Regions from separate parts of the Homo sapiens genome. Here region 1 is linked to region 2. A link is an interaction called in ENCODE POLR2A ChIA-PET data of the cell type or tissue named here. Cell type or tissue: OCI-LY7. All regions are shown on one strand. Each heading gives the region's core, and the rest is flanking DNA. Links, peaks and the distances in the headings are about the cores only.

What was found. Peaks named below come from ENCODE experiments on the same cell type or tissue, not always from the same donor. Only the 100,000 strongest peaks of a DNase experiment are listed, where the experiment ranks them.
Region 1: POLR2A ChIA-PET joins it to region 2 with 21 read pairs; 5 of 35 experiments call an interaction of 5 or more read pairs at or near these places.

The regions. Positions count from the first base shown.
Region 1 is chr5:56,821,782-56,831,768 of GRCh38, reverse strand. The region is part of intron 1 of MAP3K1 (mitogen-activated protein kinase kinase kinase 1); the gene reads right to left. Among named protein-coding and RNA genes, the nearest start is that of MAP3K1, 11 kb to the right of the region's middle. RefSeq lists an enhancer at 5,895-6,405. In OCI-LY7, for the core only: a CTCF peak has its summit at 4,503; DNase peaks (open chromatin) are centred at 2,434 and 4,508; H3K4me3 peaks cover 989 bases.
Region 2 is chr5:56,731,750-56,741,736 of GRCh38, reverse strand. No RefSeq gene overlaps it. Among named protein-coding and RNA genes, the nearest start is that of MAP3K1, 79 kb to the left of the region's middle. RefSeq lists an enhancer at 5,103-5,152. In OCI-LY7, for the core only: CTCF peaks have their summits at 5,485 and 5,701; DNase peaks (open chromatin) are centred at 4,656, 5,416, 7,266, 7,516 and 1 weaker place; H3K4me3 peaks cover 2,919 bases; H3K27ac peaks cover 4,381 bases.

The DNA.
Region 1 (9,987 bases), core at 1,261-9,260, 90 kb before region 2:
TTCACATAAAGTAGGTCTCCTTAACTCTTGTGAGGTCAAAAAAGAATTCTCATGGAATTCATTTAATTTTTGCATTAGTCCTACATAAGCAATCATAAGTACCTTGAAATACATGAGAATACTCAAAAGGATTAATGTTTAATGTTCTAAAAGAAAAAGGAAATGATTCTGGATATCATTTAATAAATGTGTAAGTTTCAATTTTTGAAAGTGCAAACTAAATGCCTGCCTGATAGTTGGTCTGATTAAACTCGAATTACAAAATGAACAAATAGATAAACATTAGAAATCATGGGTTAAAAAAAAATTAGGGCTAGGTTTTTTGTGGTCTGTCTTCGTCTCTCATAGAATCTGCCTAGAAAGAAGCCTGATTAGGTTTTGGAGTTCACTGGTTTGCGATGGATTCTGCCACCTTCCCTTTTCTACCCCCTGCTCTCCCTCCCATTCCTAATCCTGCAGGTGGGAATCACAGGGGACACATATAATCACAGAGGACAGACAGTAATGGCTTTCAGGTCTCTGCAGTGACTGCAGTCTCTGAACCTCAAATTCACACACATGATCCTAAAAAAAAAAAAAAAAAACCCAACATTTTATCCCATTTTCACGGGTTAAAAAAAAGTTATAGAAGACAGAACTGGAATGCAGAAATAAAATTTCTAGGCTATTTTAATGCAAGAACACTGTACTTGAAAAGATCTGACACACATGACTACTTAAGCATATGGGAATGAATTAACATTTTAAATATATTATATTCCTTACGCAGAAACTTCTTACAAAACATTTACGTGCTGTTACCAATGCTTTTAATGTAGGCAATCTCTCATAGTGCATTACAAAAAAAAAAAATCAATCCTAGACTAGGTATTTAAAAAAAAAACAGTAAATGACAACATAAAATTTTCTGTCTTTGGGCAAAATTTTGTGACAGATTTTTAAACTCTTTAACCAATATAAGATTTAGCTCATGTGCTCTAAATACACACAAAATGATACAGCTGGGGCAGAAGTAACCCAATAGTATAAGGACAGGAAGTCAGACTAGGTGTAAAAAGTACAGTACAGGTAATCCAAAGTATAAAGCAGAAGGACAGCATCTGATTACACACACAAACCCTATCAATGCTCAATAAATGATTTATAAAATATTTATTTTTAAATAAAGAACTGAGAAATTTACAGGAAAATGTGTGTGTACCAGCACTATAGCAACTTTTCTATAGCACAGAACCCAGTGTAAGAGGCTTACTGAACCTGGAACACCAAGTCCCAAAACAACTTGGTCATGTGGAGTGAAAAGGCAGTAATTTAGAAAGACCTGTATATGCATGGGGGTGGGGTAGGTAGTATATGTATGTGTTTAAGAAAGAGAGAGGGAAAGTAAAACAAGAAACAGAGACGGAACTTGGGGAAAAAAAATTTCATTTTGGATTAGGTTATGGCCAACAGTATCTTCTACTCAGATAAGAAATGTCTACTAATTTGTTTTTAGTAATTAAAATATATGACATTTTAAATTTTAAATTCACAATTATAATCTGCAAAATCTGTGACATCTATCGGTATTCTGGGGCATCCTCAACAAGAAGAAAGCATTATATTACACAATATAATTCTGATAACATTTCTTTAGAAGGCTGCTGGATTCAGAGGTACTTCAGACACCAACGGTTTTGTATCTTATCACCAACACTTAGTCCAAGAAGTAAGAGGGAGAAGAAAAAGCAAGAAGTTCTTGAGCATAAACCTTTTCTCTTTAATGCCAAAACTGCTTTTTTGGACCTGAGCTCAAAAAGGGAAGGCTTTGTTCTCGTGTGTCTTCAGCACTATTTAAAACTCTCCTAGCAAATCATCTTGCAATGGAGGGAATGTCCTACTATCCACTTAAAAAACTGCAGGATGATTTCAGTTTGCATTGTGCAGATGACAGCTTAGCTGCCTTATTTACTGGTAACAAAACCTACAGCCAGTTATCACCATCAGTCACAACTACCTAGAGAATGGTGCTGAGGTGACCAAGATTCAAGACTTTGCTCTATTCCTGATCACAGCCTTATCTGGAAATCACGTGCTAGCAGCACAGAGTAAGTGCCCCAAATAAATATCTAATAACTGATCACAACAGTAAGAACTAGCATGGGTTGGGGCAGAAGCAGGAAGGATCAAGCATTCTTTACTACCAGGAATCCAAGACAAAAAATAATTACTGCTGAATGTCCGTGTGCTCTGCAATGAATTATGAACAGTTTCAGTTCAGTGTATAAAAAACAGCAATGCGGGCTCGGCATGGTGGCTCACACCTGTAAGCCTGGCATTCTGGGAGGCCAAGGCGGGTGGACTGCTTGAGCCCAGGAGTTGGAGACCGGCTTAGGCAACATGGCGAAACTCTGTCACTACAAAAAAAAAAAAAAAAAAATTTGCCGGGCACAGTGGCATGCACCTGTGGTCCCAGCTACGCAGGAGGCTGAAGTGAAAGGATACACTGAGCCCGCTAAGGTTGACGCTGCAGTGAGTCATGATCATGTCACTGCACTTCAGCCTGGGTGAAGGAGTGAGACCCTGTCTCAGAAAAAAGAGGAAAAAAAAAAAAAGAAGAAAAACAGCAATAGGCAAGGTGGTTTCTGTGAATACGATTCAAGTTGGTGCAATTACAATGATTAAATCAGTTAAACAGTCTTATTCCAAGTCTATTTGAAAGTCATAATTTTTTAGAACTTGAGCCCAAAATAATAGAATAGTGAAATGCAGTTGCATTTTCTAGTAGCTGTCAACTCTATCCAAATTACATGAAAAAACCCCCAAAATATAATTAAATGTAAATTTTCACAATTAGGAAGCAATATGATTGTTACCAAGCGATGCATTTTTAACTTAAAAAAAAAAGATGCATACATGTTTATTTACAAAAAGGTCTTTATAAATAAACACAAGAAGAAGTCAAAGAAGAAGCTTTTTTAGAGGTTATATCCAAAAATGTCCCTTCTTTATACAATTAACATTAAGAAGAAAAAGATAGCTTTTAATAGCAAAGTTGTCAAAAAATTAAAGTTACTTTAAAAACTGCCCCCTAAGGTAGTATTTGCTAAACACAAACATGCTAATGACTTTGACCTAATTTATTTTCTCCAATTTGCAAAATAATATTCTCCTAGCAGTTATTACGCTTTTTAAAAAACAGATTTTCTCATCACTTAATGTTGCTTGACAAACATGATTTCTTTTTTCTAAGCTTTTGTTGCTTTTCATTTGCATTTCTCTTTATAGTTGTTACCCAGGTTTAAAATTCCAAGAGTTTCTAAGTTCAAAAAACTAATTGTTGTTTCAATAATTACAGCTAAATTTAGCCACAAGAAGTAATTTCCAAGTTAAATTTTTGGAGAGTTGCTAGAGCTTGAATGGAACTGAGAGATTATGTAAACCAACCTTTTCTTTTCACAGATGAGAAAAGAAGACCAAGAAACCTGCATTAGGTCACAGAGATAAGAACCCTGAGGAGATGCTTTATCCCATATCACAGAATTTTGAAAGTTGCCATTTTCTATTTTTCTAGTAAATCATTTCAAAATAACAGGGGAAAATGTATTGTTATCAAGATGATGTATTATCTACACAAACCGCCTTTGCTAACCTAGTGATAAGTAGCACAGCAACCTTGGGGGAGGCTCTTAACCTCATTCTAAAAGGTTAAAGGTTTAAGTAGTGAGCATAGACAGTTACTTGCAAGAGTATTATCTACAGTTAGTATTAACTGAATACTTTTCTGGATCAAGAATGGTGCTTCATTATACCACCAACGACCCCATTTTAGAGACAAGAAATTCAAGGTTCAGAGAAGTGACTTCCCTGGGGTCCAAGTAGCTAACAGGTCTAATTCCTAGGGCCCAGGTTCTTTTTTTTTTTTGAGATGGAGTTTTCGTCATGTCACCCAGGCTGGAGAGCAGTGGCGCGATCTCAGCTCACTGCAACCTCTGCCTTCCAGTTTCAAGTGATTCTCCTGCCTCAGCCTCCCAAGAAGCTGGGATTACAGGCACACACCACCAAGCCCGGCTAATTTTTGTATTTTTAGTAGAGACGGGGTTTCACCATGTTGGCCTGGCTGGTCTCGAACTCCTGACTTCAGGTGATCCACCCGCCTCAGCCTCCCAAAGTACTGGGATTACGGGCGTGAGCCACGGCACCCAGCAAGGCCCAGGTTCTTAATCACTACAGTGCATGGTCTCTGAAATGGAAACATGTAGTTCCAAAACCACATTCAGGACCACAGTGGATGGAATTCATTTTGCCATGAGAACACTTCCCAATCTGTGAACCTCTGAAACTACATGGAGCTACTGAAGTACAAAAGCCACAGCTCCCAGATTTGTGACCCCAGACTGTCTTGTCCCAGCTCTGATGTAAATCCTTCTTGGGGCCTCCTGACCCACTTCCTAACACTCTGTGGTTACCTGTCAAATTACAAAGGCTTTTTTATTTTGTCCTAAGCGCTGAGATTCAAGGATTGGCCAGTGGGGGCAATACGAGGCAGAGAGCTCTGCGTGGCTCTCTCTCTGGCCAGAGCCAGAAATCGTGTCCCAGCTTGGTCCCTGGACCCTGCCTCCACTCTGGCCGAGTTACCTGAACTACACTTGCAGTCCTCCATGCCATCCTAAGACTGCTGATTTCTGGGCCTGTGTGTTCTCCACCCACCCCTAGGCCACAAAACCTCCTTGCAAGTTCCTTTCACCTGGTTCATTCCTCCACGTTTATCGGGACTTGGCTTGGTGCTCCACCTCACATTTCCCAAAAAAGCCTCCTGATGCCTCCCCGACTCACAGTGGACGGGGGCCTGCACTGTCTGTCATCAGGTAAGCTCCTCCACAGGCAAGTGATGGAGACTTCCCTCCTGCTGTGTCCCCAGCACCTTGGTGCCTGGCTGGCAGCTCTGAGTGTTTCTTGAAGGCATGGACATCTCCTCAGGAGTGACAGCAGGACTGAAGACACATGCTCTAGCATGCTTACTCATCTGCCCTTTCATTTCTCAGGAAAGAACATCCATTGATCCCACAAAAAGGGATGTGAGTGACCTGCACATCTAACGTGCTTGCTCACCTACAACCTGTCAGCTTGCTGGGACCCTGTCTGTGGAGGTCCAGCAGCTGACATAAATCTTGTGATGCTTACATCGTCATCAAGCTCTCTGCTTGAAGTATCTGAGCACATCTGTTGTCTGACCTGTGAAGGTCTCGGATTATTCTCAAGGACAGTAATATGTAGGTTGGCAGCAACATTTTTTCCCTGAGACCACATCTCTGAGCTTTTAACACAAAATAAGAAAATCTGATTCACTTTACAATAATGTGTGCTTTACAAACATCTCTTTGTGAACACTGTCGTTCAGAAAGACCTGACTACATGTACAATGATAGAGAAAAAAACTAAAAAGGCTTAAAAGTAGCAAATCTAACTCAGATATCGAGGAACTTGTTAAACCAGAGCTCGGCAGAATTCACAGTACAGCACTGATTTCTACAAAGCCACATTTATTTTTTAGTGGAATACCAATAATTCTTTATTGCAAAGAGAATAAAAACAAAACAAACAAAACCTCACCACGGAGCTGGAAAGAGTATTCTAGATAGAGGTAAGAGCATTGGGCACGCCGAGAAAGAAGGGTGATCAGCTGCAGGACAGAGCTGGAATTCAGCTGGTCAACAGTCCAACCAGAGAAGCCATTTCAAATGCCTTATCTATGTATTCATGCCAATACTTCTTATAAAATAAATTTTTAAATAAAAATTGTTTTCTTTAAAAAAAAAAAAGAAGAACGGTCAGTTGAGGGACTAAAACTGAGCACGATGCTGAAATGACGGGAGCAGACCATTCTGAGGGGCTGCTGAAAGTGAGCAGAAGCCTGAGTCCTAAGGGTTTCTGAACTGCATTATGGAGTCTGGACTTCATTCTGAGGGTGAAGAAAAGGTTGACAGTGGGTTGACAGTGGCCTGACCCTGGGTTAGCAGTCATGGCAGTGGAGGAAGTTGGATGGATTCTCAGGCTACTAGGAGAGTGGCAATAACAAGAACTGGTGACTGATTGGAAGCTGAAGGTGTGAAAGCCAGAAGAGTAAGAGCACAGCAATTAAAGAGACAATGGCAGTGTTTACCCTGATGGGCACCCTAAACCACATGGAGATCTGAATGCAAGGATGAAGAGGCTGAGCAGGGCAGAGATGCAGCCTGGACATGTGACTGCCACAGTGCCTGGCAGAGGGGTCCCTCCTGGAGGAACTATCCTGGAGAAAGTTGTATGCAGGATTCTGTCACAAAAGCCAAGATGTCTTAGGCACCACAGTATCAATGAGTCAGCAAAGATACGGCTGATAATCTCTTAACAAATCCTTTTCTTCCTGGTTAAAGACTAGCTTTCCTTCAATCTTTGTACAAAACTTGAAATTTGGTTATTTAAGAATCTAGACCTGGCCGGGCATGGTGGCTCACACCTGTAATCTCAGCACTTTGGGAAGCTGAGGCGGGTGGATTACCTGAGGTCAGGAGTTCAAGACCAGCCTGGCCAACATGGTGAAACCCTGTCTCTACTAAAAATACAAAAATTTAAAAAGTTGGAAGTGGTGGCAGGCGCCTGTAATCCCAGCTACTCAAGAGGCTGAGGCAGGAGAATTGCCTGAACCTGGGAGGCGGAGGTTGTGGTGAACCAAGATTGTGCCATTGCACTCCAGCCTGGGCAACAAGAGCGAAACTCCATCTCAACAACAACAAAAAAAGAAGAATCTAGACCCTTGGAGCAAGAAAAATATCTTTAAGACTCCGTCTCAAAAAAAAAAATAAAAATTTTTTTTAAAAAACCGGAAAAGATCAGTATATTAGTGGTAGTGGTGATTATTATGCATTTTAAAGAAACTGCAAGGTATAAAATGACTCAGGTCAACAATAACAAAAAAGATTTCTCCACACAGATAATAGATAAGACATTCGGTAAGCAGCATCCATTTTTATGTAATTCTAAAGTACATATTTATTCAGTATCATCAAGGCTACAGAAATACATCTTACAGAACAGTTAGAGGTTTACCACTTCAAAGATCAAGACACTTTCTATAACTATCTTGGATAGTAATTTTCCTTAATCTATATTACAAGCTTTCCAACTTCACTTCACTGAGTATATTTTTAAATGGCAGAGGCTGCCCTAGATGGAACTAATTGTACCAATGCTAGGTGGCCCCCGACTGCAATGTTTTGAGTCCTATTCTCCCTCTCTCCTCTCACTGTCAGGTGTGCCAACACTGCTGCCTTTGGGGAACCTGCCTCTTGCAGGACTCACACCGCCACCCCTTCTAACTGGCTGCTTCTAATTGCTGCATGTTAGGAACACCACATGAACAACACTGCATGAACAACATCTGAAATAAGTATCAATCCTGAGCAAATGCCCTGGGAACTCTACTAAGTGTAAAATCAAAGTGCTTCAAAGCACATATTTTGTTACAGGTCCTTTGGCTGCTTAGAGTATTTTTTCTTACTTCTTAGTGCTAACCCATGTTCTAGATAAGAGAGGCTGCTGGGTTTACTTACCAACAGTAAACTTTGAAATGTTTTGTTACATGGGTTCTTGGCTTCTGCAATCTCATGGAGTACTTGCCTAACAAATATTTTCTTCAATGGAAATGTGAACTTTTATTTATCCCAAGTTGAATTATGATCAAATTAATGAATTTTGGATGAAGTAGGGTTATCAGATAAGAATTCTAAAAATGATATCTTAAGTTTAGATGACATTCTGAGAACTTTAAAAATAAGAATAATTATATTAATGCATGACACCTTTATGTGTATATTTATTCACAGATGTATGTGTGAATATATAAATGCATATATATACACACACGCACTCTTAACTCCCTATTAAGTACAGAATAATTATATACACATAGCAGACTCTTCTTACCTATAAAGTTGTCATGCAGTATAGCTATTTGCTCTCTACTACATTAAGCTGTCCTATTTCACTCGAGCCACCAGGCACGTCTACAAGTCCAGGTACCTCTGAATGAGTCTATCACAAATCTACAGTGTTGAAACACCATAGTCTAGACTTTTGCCATTTAACACCTTTTCAGCTATGTCCTAAACTACGTCTGACTAAACAGGAAAAACAGTGGATCCACTAATTTGAACATGCCATGCCATTATCCCTCTCATTCATTTATTCAATAAATATTTATGCAGTGTCTACCCTATGCCAGGCATCCTGCTAGGTGCTAGGGGGAAGGCAGTCATTCATCAAATGAGGTAACAAATGTAAAAGCACAACACTGACAGTAGGGACACCCTGCTACAAAGCCAGTCTGGGTGGATGAGGGAAAGCTTCCCTGAGGAAGTGTCAATGAGTTAAGATTTTAACAACGAGGAGCTGACTTTATGGAAAAACAGTGTTCCTGGCAGAGGGAGCATGTGAGGGCCCTATAGAAGAAGGCAGTGAGTGAGTCTGAGGAAATGAAAGCACGCAACCCTGCCACGGAACAAGGGCAAGTGTGAGCTGAGATGGGCCTGGAGAAGCAGACAGGGGCCCAACCGGGCAGGGACTCGGTCAGGCATGTTAAAGATTTCCTGGTCTTTATCCAAATGGAAGCCATCTGAACATCTTAAAATTAAATTACATTTACTTTTCTGGAGGGAGGAAGTTATGATCAGATTTACATTTGGAAATGATCACTCTGGCCACCTAATACAGATTGGAACGGACAGCAAAGGAGAAAGGACACAGGGATCAGGCAAGGAGGCCACTAAGTTAGTGGAAATGAGAGACAATGGGCACCTGGCTAGGGGTGTGATAACAGGTCAAACTGCCAGCACCTAAGGATGGTCTGAATCTGACGAGGTGAGAGGAGGAGGTGTCAAGGGTGACTCCTGGGTTCTGGTTCTGCCATTTAATGAGCAGGGAACATGTTAGGAGAAGGTTTAGGGAAGATCTTTAATTTGGTTTTAGACATCTGACTGCGCAGAAGTCATGTAGCCAGGTGTAGGTCTGGACTTTAGGAGAGATCATGGTTAGGACAATAAACTCTGCAATCATTTGTAAATGGTCCATAACTGATCTAAGGGCATTAATAAGACTGGGGTGGGGATCGACAAGACAGAATGAGAGAAGGCCTAGGACCACCCTGGGAATCTTCCAGTATCAATGTTCAAGAGAATGAAGATGGGCGCCACGGAAGAAGTGTCATGGTTAAGTAGAAAATCAGGAGGGGCTTACCAATTAACGCAAATAATTAGACACTTTCAAATACCAGGAATTCAGTTTTCTCAATATTTGACAGTTTGAGCATGGCTCCAATTATTTTGTAACTACACTAATTATTAGAAGGCTCACATTACATAAAATTGGTCAATATTATCAATGACTGCTTGCTAAATGCCAACTACTGCTATTAAACATCAAGCAATGGTCTGGCCGCAGTGGCTCATTTCTGTAATCCCAGCACTTTGGGAGGCCAAGGTGGGTGGATCACTTGAGGTCAGGAGTTCAAGACCAGCCTGGCCAACATGGTGAAACCCTGTCTCTACAAAAAAATACAAAAATTAACTGGGCATAGTGGGGCATGCCTGTAATCCCAGCAAGCTACTCGGGAGGCTAGGCAGGAGAATTGCTTGAACCTAGGAGGCAGAGGCTGCAGTGAGCAAAGATTGCGCCACTGCACTCCAGCCTGGGCAACAGAGCAAGACTCCGTCTCAAAAATAAATAAATAAATACCAAACGATATACAAAAACTCCTAAAAAAAGACAGTTCTTGCCTTCAAAACTCGTCTTAAGCTAGATCATGATTAAAATCTCACTACAGTAAGTTAATCTTCAGATATACTAATTTAACCACTTTTGGAAAATTAATTCATGTTAACATTTCTGGGTACCTAATATTCATGGGTGCCAGACACTAGTCTAGATGCTGGGAGATGGTGCAAAGAATCAGATAAAGTTCCTGGTCTGTTA
Region 2 (9,987 bases), core at 821-8,820:
CTCTGCCTCCTGAATTCAAGGGATTCTCCTGTCTCAGCCTCCCTAGTAGCTGGAATTCCAGGCGCCTGCCACCATGCCCGGCTAATTTTTATATTTTTAGTAGAGATGGGATTTCACCATGTTGGCTAGGCTGGTCTCGAACTCCTGACCTCAAATGATCCACCCACCTCGGCCTCCCAAAGTTCTAGGATTACAGGCATGAGCCACCATGCCTGGCCACCACTATTTATTTCCACAATTTTTTAAATCATCCCAGACTGAAACTCTGTAGCTGTTAGACAATTGCTTTTCATCCTCCTTGCAGCAACCCTTGGTAAACACTATTTTACTTTCTTGATAAATTTGGCTGTTCTAGGTACCCCATATAAGTGGAATCATACAATATTTGTTCTTTTGTGTCTCAGTTATTTCACTTAGCATAATGCTTTCAAGGTTTATCTATAATATGGCATGCATCAAAATATTTCCTTCCTTTTAAAGACTGAATAAAATTCTAAAGCATGCATGCATATACCACATTTTGTTTATCCATTCATCCATTGATAGGCATTTGTGTTGTCTTCACACTTTGGCTGTCGTCAATAATGTTGTTATGAATGCTGGTGTACAAATATCTGTTCGAGTCCTTGATTTCAATTTTTGGGTATAAACCTAGAAATGGAATTGCACAATCATACAGCAATTATATGCGTAACTTTTTGAGGAACCATCATACTGTCTTCCATAGTGGGGCACCATTTTACATTCCTACCAGCAATTCACAAGGTCTCTAATTTTTCTACATTGTCACCAACATTTGTTTTCTTCTCTCTCTCTATCTTGTTCTTTCTCTCTCAGAACCTAGCGGGTGTGAAATGGTATCTGATTTGTATTTCCTGAATTATCAGTGATGTTGAGCATCTTTTTCTGTGCTTCTTGCTGATATGTATATCTTCTTTGGAGGATATGTATTCAAGTCGTTTGCCCTGTTCTAAATTATGGAGTTATTTTGGTTTGTTTGTTTGTTTGTTTGTTTGTTTGTTTATTGCTGTTGAGCTGTAGTAGTTCTTTATATATTCTGGATAGTAATCCTTTATCAGATATATGATTTACAAATATTCTCCACTTCTGAGGGGTGTTGTTTTTTTTTAATACGCTGCTTCACGTTGATTCACAGTATTTAAATCCATTTCTAAAATGAGGGGCAGTTAGGTTGTCTACTTAAGAAGTTAATTGTTTCTAAGGTTTAAAAAATAAACAGCATGGCCACAAACATTTTTGTGCATGTCTCTCTCTCACACACACATTTTTCTAGGGTAGAAAACTAGAAGTGGAATTGCTGGTGTCATAGAGCAGATTGGAAAATGATAATGTTTAACAGTGTAACCTAAACATGACTGAGGTGTATAAGCAGCAAAGAGCTTATTATTGGAACTATCACTAGTTACTTGGTTACACTATATGTCTCATTTCCACTAGATAAATTCTAAGGGCTACTGTTTTTATTGTAAAAAAATATTGTGATGATGAATGAGTTTGACTGTCTAGTGTCGTCATTTGATCACATGGCTGAATTTCTAGGAAACAGGCCTTCTAATGGATCATTGCCAGCTTTAGCCTTAAAACATTCTCAAATTGTTTTGTCAGTGAAACTATTACATTCTGGAGCCAAATTGGTTCCAGGCACCTGCAATGACAAATAGAAAGGTATTTTTAATTTTTAAAAATAGTTTTTCATTTTTAATTGGGAATCTGAATTAGGATTGAGAGAGATAGGTTGTTAGAGAAGCAGATATCCCAGAGGCTGTTATTAACTGAAATCAGTTAATGTCTTATTTCTCCAAAAACATATGTGGCAGAGCACTGCATGAAGAAGGACCTTATTCTTAGCCTCTAACACCCAAGTTATTGATCTAGAAGGGGAGCCAACACACTAGGCTGTCCTTTCACCTAGATGCTGGTGCTCAAACAAATAAGAACTGATCAACTATAGACGCACCTTTAGAACTGGCCTAGACCGTAAGTAGTCTGCAAGATCTGCTTTAAACTTAAGTGTTTTCACGTTAAAATGAACATCACACTTTCTAACATTCCTAAATCAGCCAAAGACAACCAAAATAAAACCACAAAAAACCTGTTCTATTTAAAACATAATTTTTAGGGAACACTTATACACTGTTGATGAGAATGTAAATTAGCTCCACTCCTATGGAAAATAGTATGGAGATTTCTGAAAGAACTGAAAATAGAACTGAATAGTAATTCAACTCAGCAATCCCATTACTAGGTACCTAGCCAAAGGAAAAGAAATCATTTCATCAAAAAGACACCTGCACTGTTATGTTTATCAAAGCACTATTCAAAATATCAAAGGCTTGGAATCAATGTAAGTGTTCACCAGTGGTGGATTGGATTTAAAAAATGTGGTACATAGACCAAGCGTGGTGGCTCATGCCTGTAATCCCAGTACTTCAGGAGGCTGAGGCAGACAGATCACTGAGGTCAGGAGTTTGAGACCAGCCTGCCCAACATGGTAAAACCCCGTCTCTTCTAAAATACAAAAATTAGCCAGGCATGGTGGTGGGCACCTATAATCCCAGCTACTCAGGAGGCTGAGGCAGGAAAATTGCTTGAACCCAGGAGGCTGAGGTTGCAGTAGCCGAGATCGTGCCACTGCACTCCAGCCTGGGTGACAGAGCAAGACTCGCTCTCAAAAAGAAAAAAAAGAGAAAAAAATGTGGTATATATACACCATGGAATACTATGCAGCCATAAAAAGAATGAAATCATGTCCTTTGCAGCAACATAGGTACAACTGGAGGACATTATCCTAAGTGAATTAATGCAGAAATAGAAAACCAAGTACTATGTGTTCTCACTAATAAGTGGGAGCTAAACAATGGGTGCACATGGACATAAAGAGGTAAACAATAGACACTGGGGACTCCAAAAGGGGAGAGGGAGGAAGGGGAGAAGGGCTGGAAAAACTACCTATTTGGTACTAGGTTTACTACTTGGGTTCACCAGAACCCAACCCCAGAACTATGCAATACACCTATGTAACAAACCTGTACATGGAACCCCCGAATCTATAATTTAAATAAAATATGATTTTTGATAATATTGGTATTGGCTTTTATAATTCCATGGACTTGATCAAATTTTTAAGATGACTGTTATGCTCTGGGTCAATTGCAACAGAGAGTATAGTTTTATAGAACAAAATCTTTAGAGTGGTAAACTAGATATTCAAAATCTAAGTCATTGAGGTTGTCAGAATAGGTCATTGCTCACCCTCCCACCAGTCAGGTTGAATACTTGTCATCCCAGAAGTAGACAAACCTGTCTTTGATGCAAAAGGCTCTGAGTAGACGTCTTAGTTTAAACCAGAGGGCTGTTATATTAGCAAGATCACTGATTTGAGCCAGAAGGCCTGGGATGAAGTTCTCATTCTATCACTCACTGCTTGGATAGTCTCAGACGAGTCTCTGAGCTTGTCTAAATTCTCAATTTCCTCATCTACCATAGGATGATGACAAAACCATAGTTACTTCAAAGGGCTGTTCTGAGAATTTAATGAAACGGTCCATATCACAGTTGTTGAGGAACTGTAAAATCTGTAAATTGTCACGTAAACAGTGATGGAATGAAGGCCCACACCCTGAGCAAGAGCGTGGTTAATAATGACAGCCACTGGCAGAGCCGGTGCAGGGACATTTAGTTAAAACAAAACTAAACAAACAAAAAACCCCAATAAACTTCAGACAGAGTACTCAGTGGGGTTTTCTATTCAGCCATTACCAGAGAACTTCCAATTTAATATGCAATAAAAGGTGCTTAACACGCAATTAATATTTCATCACCTTTAGTTTTGCCAGGGGAAGTTTTGACCCCAAATAGTTTTAATATTTGCATGCCACAAATTTAATATATATGTATTGTTTGCATATCAATTTTGCCAACTGTGATATAAATCATGGCCCTAACCTGAATAGATTGGTAAGGGTTTATAGTACAACGGAAGCTATGACCTTGGAAGAACAACCTGTCTCAATGATGGGGGTTATTTATTATCTTTTTTCTTTTGGCTTAAGTTTGTTTCAGTAAAACATTCAAGAATTTTGAGATAAAAGCAGTTAAGAATCCCCAACTGTTCATCATATGAAGCTCAGATGTTCTTGTGTCTTAGTTAAGAGCTACGCTCAGCTTATGAGTCAGAGCAGTTTGTATCTAAGCACAGATCTTCATCCTGACAAATAAACATAAATTGTATTAATCCTGGAAGTTATTCATTAGATATTGATATGATTAACACAAAGTTCCTTTGAAATGAACATTACATTCATCCTACGAAATATGACAAAGATAAACTGCTCAGCGGGATAGCTACTTTGGAGAAACCAATTTTGCCAACCATTCTTCCCCGCCCCTCACCCACCAGCAAAGCTCTATGATTCAAACAGGATTTCCTGTATGCTACCAGAAGCATCCATGACTTTTTTTTTTTCCTTCCAGTACTTCTAAAGTTCCCCATTTTGGCCTTTCAATCTCTTACCCACATTTTTTCCTGGGCCCCCATGTATGGTATCATGCAAGCTGTGCCTTCTGGAAGATTACCTGGCTGAAGGGAAGAGCACAGGCTGACATCTAGCCATGCACTCTTGCATGGGTTTGTGTGTGCTCAGAGGAAGTGGTGCCTTTTTCTAACTTGTACGAAGGTGCTGTATGGGCTGGAAGAGGCCCTGCCCTGTCTTCCTCAATGTCTTTCTTATTCCTTTATCCTTCACCTCCACTTTTCCATTATTTGGACTTCAAATCGCCTCATCACCACCCATCAACTGGTCCCCTTCCTGTAACCCTTCTTGCCCTCTGCCCCTCTCTAGCCACCCCATGGGCCATTCCAAAGGTCTCTCACCCTTGTGTTTCCAAAGAACCTCTCCTAACTTGAATATCTTTTATAGGACATATCCAAATGCATGTTTTTATAGTGTCATTTAAGGCACATGAGATAAAATAAACTTTATTGGTTTGTTGCAGTTTCCTGAGTATTGAAAAAAGGATGAAGACTAGGTTGGGTTGAAACAAAATTATTAAAAGCAAAACAAGAAATGAATGTTTGCTCAGCTGATCATTTCCTATTGAGGGTTCTCTGTGCAATGTGGTCTATGAAGAGTTCACTGTTCAGCTTTAAACAGATTGAAATGATCCGTGGGGGGAAATAACACTAAACCCAAGGACTGTGTGGAAGCGATGCTCAATGCCGGCCCCCAGGCTGCTGTGGAAAGGCCGGCTGTGCAGGCGTACGTGTTCAAGTTGAAGGAAGCCTTTGAAAGCTATCTTTTAAACAGAATGAATGTGAAAAGCTACTGGGGAGGAAGAAAAAGGCAGCACAGAACTGCCACTTGAGCGTTGCTTCCTGTCCATGTGGCTCTAGCTCTTTGCTGACAGTTATTCTTAGGCCTTCTTTGGCTTCAAAGATTTCCTCTTTTCTATTTTTGGTAGCAGAATATGGATTTAGATCTGCATAACCCCTCTTGACTACTAATCTGTGCCCTGAAGTGAGTAGGGCTGTTGTTTTCTGTAGCTATCAGTTCTCTTTCTTTTCAGCACCTCCAAATGATTTTTAATATTAAGGACACAGATTTATGGGAAGGAGTCGTTGAGTTTTCAAACTGATTTGTAGTCTCTTAATTTGCACATGCCTTTCTCCAGCAGGGGCATCTCAGAGATCATCTCAAGTAATGGGGCCTGACTTGTGTGATGAGTGAAAGAATCCAGGTTGGTAAAACAGATGGCCATCGAATGACCAAAAAGTAAGCAAGGAAGATTTGCATTGGAGTGACATGTAATTGATTAAGCACAATTCTATTTTGGAAAGAAATAATTGATGCCTGTGTCCTCCAAAATTAGCTTAATCTATACAAACTGCACCACAAAGCTACAAGCCACCCCAGACTGGAATGCTAAGGACCCAGGCCCTAGCAGAGGAAAACACACTGCCCAAAGCGAAGCGTTTGTAGGGTGTTTCATTTCGTGCCCTCTAATTCTATGTTTTAAATCACTTCTGTTTTTTCTGATCTCATGGCCTGACTTTACTGGACCATTAGTAACAATAACCTTTCACAGATTCTTTTTCATCCAGGTACCTTAATTTTTTTTTTTTTAAAGAAATACTAAACCCTTGAGTCCTCTCATAAAAAATATGGGGCCGCCTACTTGGCTGACTGCAGAACCAGGGATCAGGAATGCTGCCCACCCAGCTCAGCTGCCTTTGCCACGTGGTCTTAATCAGGGTCTCCCTCTGTGGCTTTAAAAGGGTGACAATCTTATTCTTGAGAAGGATTACTGTGGGAATGTATAAACTGAAGCATCAAGGCTTGTCCCATCTTCCCAAGACCACTCAGCCAATTTCTGTCTGCCATAGCATCTGGTTTGACCTTCACAATCCTCTACAAACCATGAGCCCATACTCCATGAATATTCCATGTGTGCCATATTTTATTTTATTTTTATTTTGCAACGAACAAAATGAACAGAAGCATATTGGGAGAGGAACTTTGAGGATTAATCTAGGCACTTTGCAAATGGATGATTGGCAAGAAGAAACTCAAACTAGGTCATATATTGGGTTTCCAACACTGGAAGGTATCTTTTAATATATTTTACATAACGGTTTTAAGCAGCAGGCTGCATTATCTGTTCAGTGTTGACAGTGAGCTAAAAAGCTGCATAATCGAGTGCAAAAGAAAGCCCCCCTAAGTCTTCTCCAGAGCATTTTGACCCTGCTGAATTTTTCAGAGGTTGTTTTAAATGTGTCCCAATGTCAGACTTGTTCAGAAAGAGAGCATTGTATCTCCCAAGAGAATGATAATTTGCTCTTTCTTTTTAAAGTGGAGCAAAATGCTAACTTTTAATAGACGATCTAGACTTTTCTGCACTGAAAAAGTCCTCCTTCAGAATTCCTATGCAAATATTCAAACTCCCGGGTTGGGAAAAGGTTAAAAGGAACTGAAAAAGTCTATAGTGGCTCTTTCTGAGATGCACTCCAACACTTGGCAGGATGAGGTGTTCATAGCAGGTGCTGGATTTGCTATAAATGGACAATTTATAAACAGAGCTGACAACTGGGAAAACAGAGCAGTGGGGAATGCTGGCATTCCAGGGGCCAGTGGTTGATTTCCTATCAGATGGTCCTCAGCATGGAATTATTGATAGCTGCTGCTCTGAAAGAAAGCCAGTTGGCTGACGCATAAAAGGGCTGTACCTCAATTCATGCATGATCTGCTGCTAGATATTTTAAATAGGTCAGTGCAAATTAGCTTCTTCAGGTTGGTACTTCCTTAATTAGCAATTTAATTGCAAAGTCTTTTCCTCCCTCCTCAACCTTGACTGAATTTAACACTCTTCCCTCCATGTAATGCCAGAGGAATGGGACCTGGGAGAAATCTAGCTTAATAAATAAATGAGGACCTTGAGGGAGTGGGGGAGGAATCAGAGCAGCCTTCAGTGACTAAAGCCAATACAGAACCTGGCTAAGACAAGTCATGTGTGAGCAAGGGCAGCATTTTTGGCCGTGTCCTGGGGCAGAAAGGAGCAGGGCCTTTGTGCATGGAGCCCAGGGGGAGAAACAGAAATGTGTGGCAAAGGCATCTCATTTCTCTTTTGCCGTTTGTCAGGAGCTGCCAGTACACTAAGACATTCCTGAGGTCCCTTCAGGAAGGTTCTGCTTTCAAAGTATTCCCATGGGTGCACTCTAATGATCACATTCAAAGTTCCCATGGGTGCACTCTAATGATCACATTCAAAGTTTCCATCGTTTTTATTTATTTTTGGACAAGTTTTTCCCCTATAGAGATGTTTGATGGTGGTCCCTGGATAGACGGCATTGGATAGCATTCCAATGTCTCTATCAACAGCCTTGAATCAGTGCAGAGTTCTGCCCAGAGCTAGTGGAGTGACCATACCTGTTTGTTCTAGCTGCATGAGTGGTTTTTCCAGGAGACATTTGTTTGGCTGGGACTCTATTTTTCTCCTGACCACACCCTATTGTTTTTCTCTTCAGAGGAACAGACTGAAGACCAGACTGATTCTGGAAGGACCTTTGACTTCCTTACAGGGAGTGAAAATTGCACGGGTCTGAAGACTAGGGTGTTGAATTAGGTGCACGTTCAGCACAAGGGATGGTCTAGGCATGAGGGCTGTTGGAGGCAAAAACACAGGGCTTTGAGGGAATCCAGAGCAGGGACTTCCGGGTGCCACATAAGGGCAAAACCCACCCAGAGTAGAGAGGGACCTAAGGCATTGAGGGGGTGGGGACTTTTTGGTGGGAAGTCATGTCTGTAAGTGCAAACTCCTAAGGACCTCTCTTTCCTATGGGAATCTCAGGTTCATTAGTTGTGGTGAGCTCTTTGATAAATATGTGACAAATCTTACTGAGCATCTATTATTTGCAAAGAACTACACTAGGTAGAGGAGATACAAGGAAGTATAAGGTACAGTTCTACCACCAGAAGTTTATGATGGGATTAGGGAGAGACACCATATTCTCATGAAAAGGTGCTAAGTTGGGAGAAACATGGCATGTTAAAGCCATAGACAACGAGGAAATGCTCTAGAAGTGCCCAGGAAGAGTGGCGGCAGGTGGACCAGGAATGGCTTGAAGGACAAGACCGGACTGGAGCTGGGCCTGGAAGGGTGGGAGAATTTCAGTAATTGGATATGTGAAAGAGAGACTATTCCAGGCAGGGGGAAGCTGGGCTGAAAGCCCTGGTGAGGAGCTGACCCCTGTGCTTCGGAGGAGAAAAAAGAAGGTCCTGGGAGGTAAGGCTGAGGGATCACGCAGATCCACAGATCTGATGGCCACACAGAGTGTAGAGTTCATTTTGCAGGATATCTCTGATCAGGGCAGGGAGATGAGGAAAGCAGTATCTGAAGAAGACAAAACAAGAGTGGCAGTCACTGCAGGAGGCCCTCATAGTCCAATCGCGAAGTGGCCAAGGCTTAGGTCTGAAAAGGTTTTTATTTAGAGCGTGGGGTGTGTTCTGCACCACTCTGCATGTACGGAGCCCTCCTTCCCCAGCCTCCCTCTTCCTCACCCACTGCCCTTGTTTACTCTAGAAGACAGGGCTAAGCCTCTACTCACTGGAGTTTCCCCACAAACACACAGAGCCAAAGCAAAACAAAGGCTGATTTAAAAAAAAAAAAAACTTCATTGCTTGACTCTTATTCACTCACTCTTGTATTCCCATTGGTGTCACCCTGATTTATTTGAGGCCTTACTGGACTATTTGGACTGTTGCTTATTTCCATAGCTAACTCGGAAGGCCATCTTTGAGCTCTGGAAGTGTCTGCTCAACTTGACAGAAGGCTAAGGCAGAGCCACAGCTCTGCGGTGGGTGGGGTCTGCCCTGGTGAGGGAGGGCTCACCTGCTGAGAGCTCTGACACTTTTCCCATTCTCTAATACCTCGACATACGACATACGGCCTGCAGACAAACAGCTTGGGTATCATCTGGAGCTAGTTTAAAACACAAAATCTCCACCCAGACCTACTAGATCAGGATCTGCATGTTATGCAAGATTCGGAGGGATTCATATGCATGTTAGAGTTTGAGAGGCACTGCTTTCAACCTAGCTGGATGGAAGAATCACCTGCAGAGCATTAAAAACATTCCCTGACATACTCCCTACTCCAGACAAGTTAAGCCAGAATCTGTAAGGGTGGAGCCCTGGCACTGGTGTTTTTTTTTTTTTTTTATACTTTAAGTTCTAGGGTACATGTGCACAACGTGCAGGTTTGATACATAGGTATACATGTGCCATGTTGGTTTGCTGCCCCCATCAACTCATCATTTACATTAGGTATTTCTCCTAATGCTATCCCTCCCCCAGCCCCCCACCGCCCAACAGGCCCTGGTGTGTGATGTTCCACCCACTGTGTCAAAGTGATCTCATTGTTCAATTCCCACTTATGAGTGAGAACATGCGGTGTTTGGTTTTCTGTCCTTGT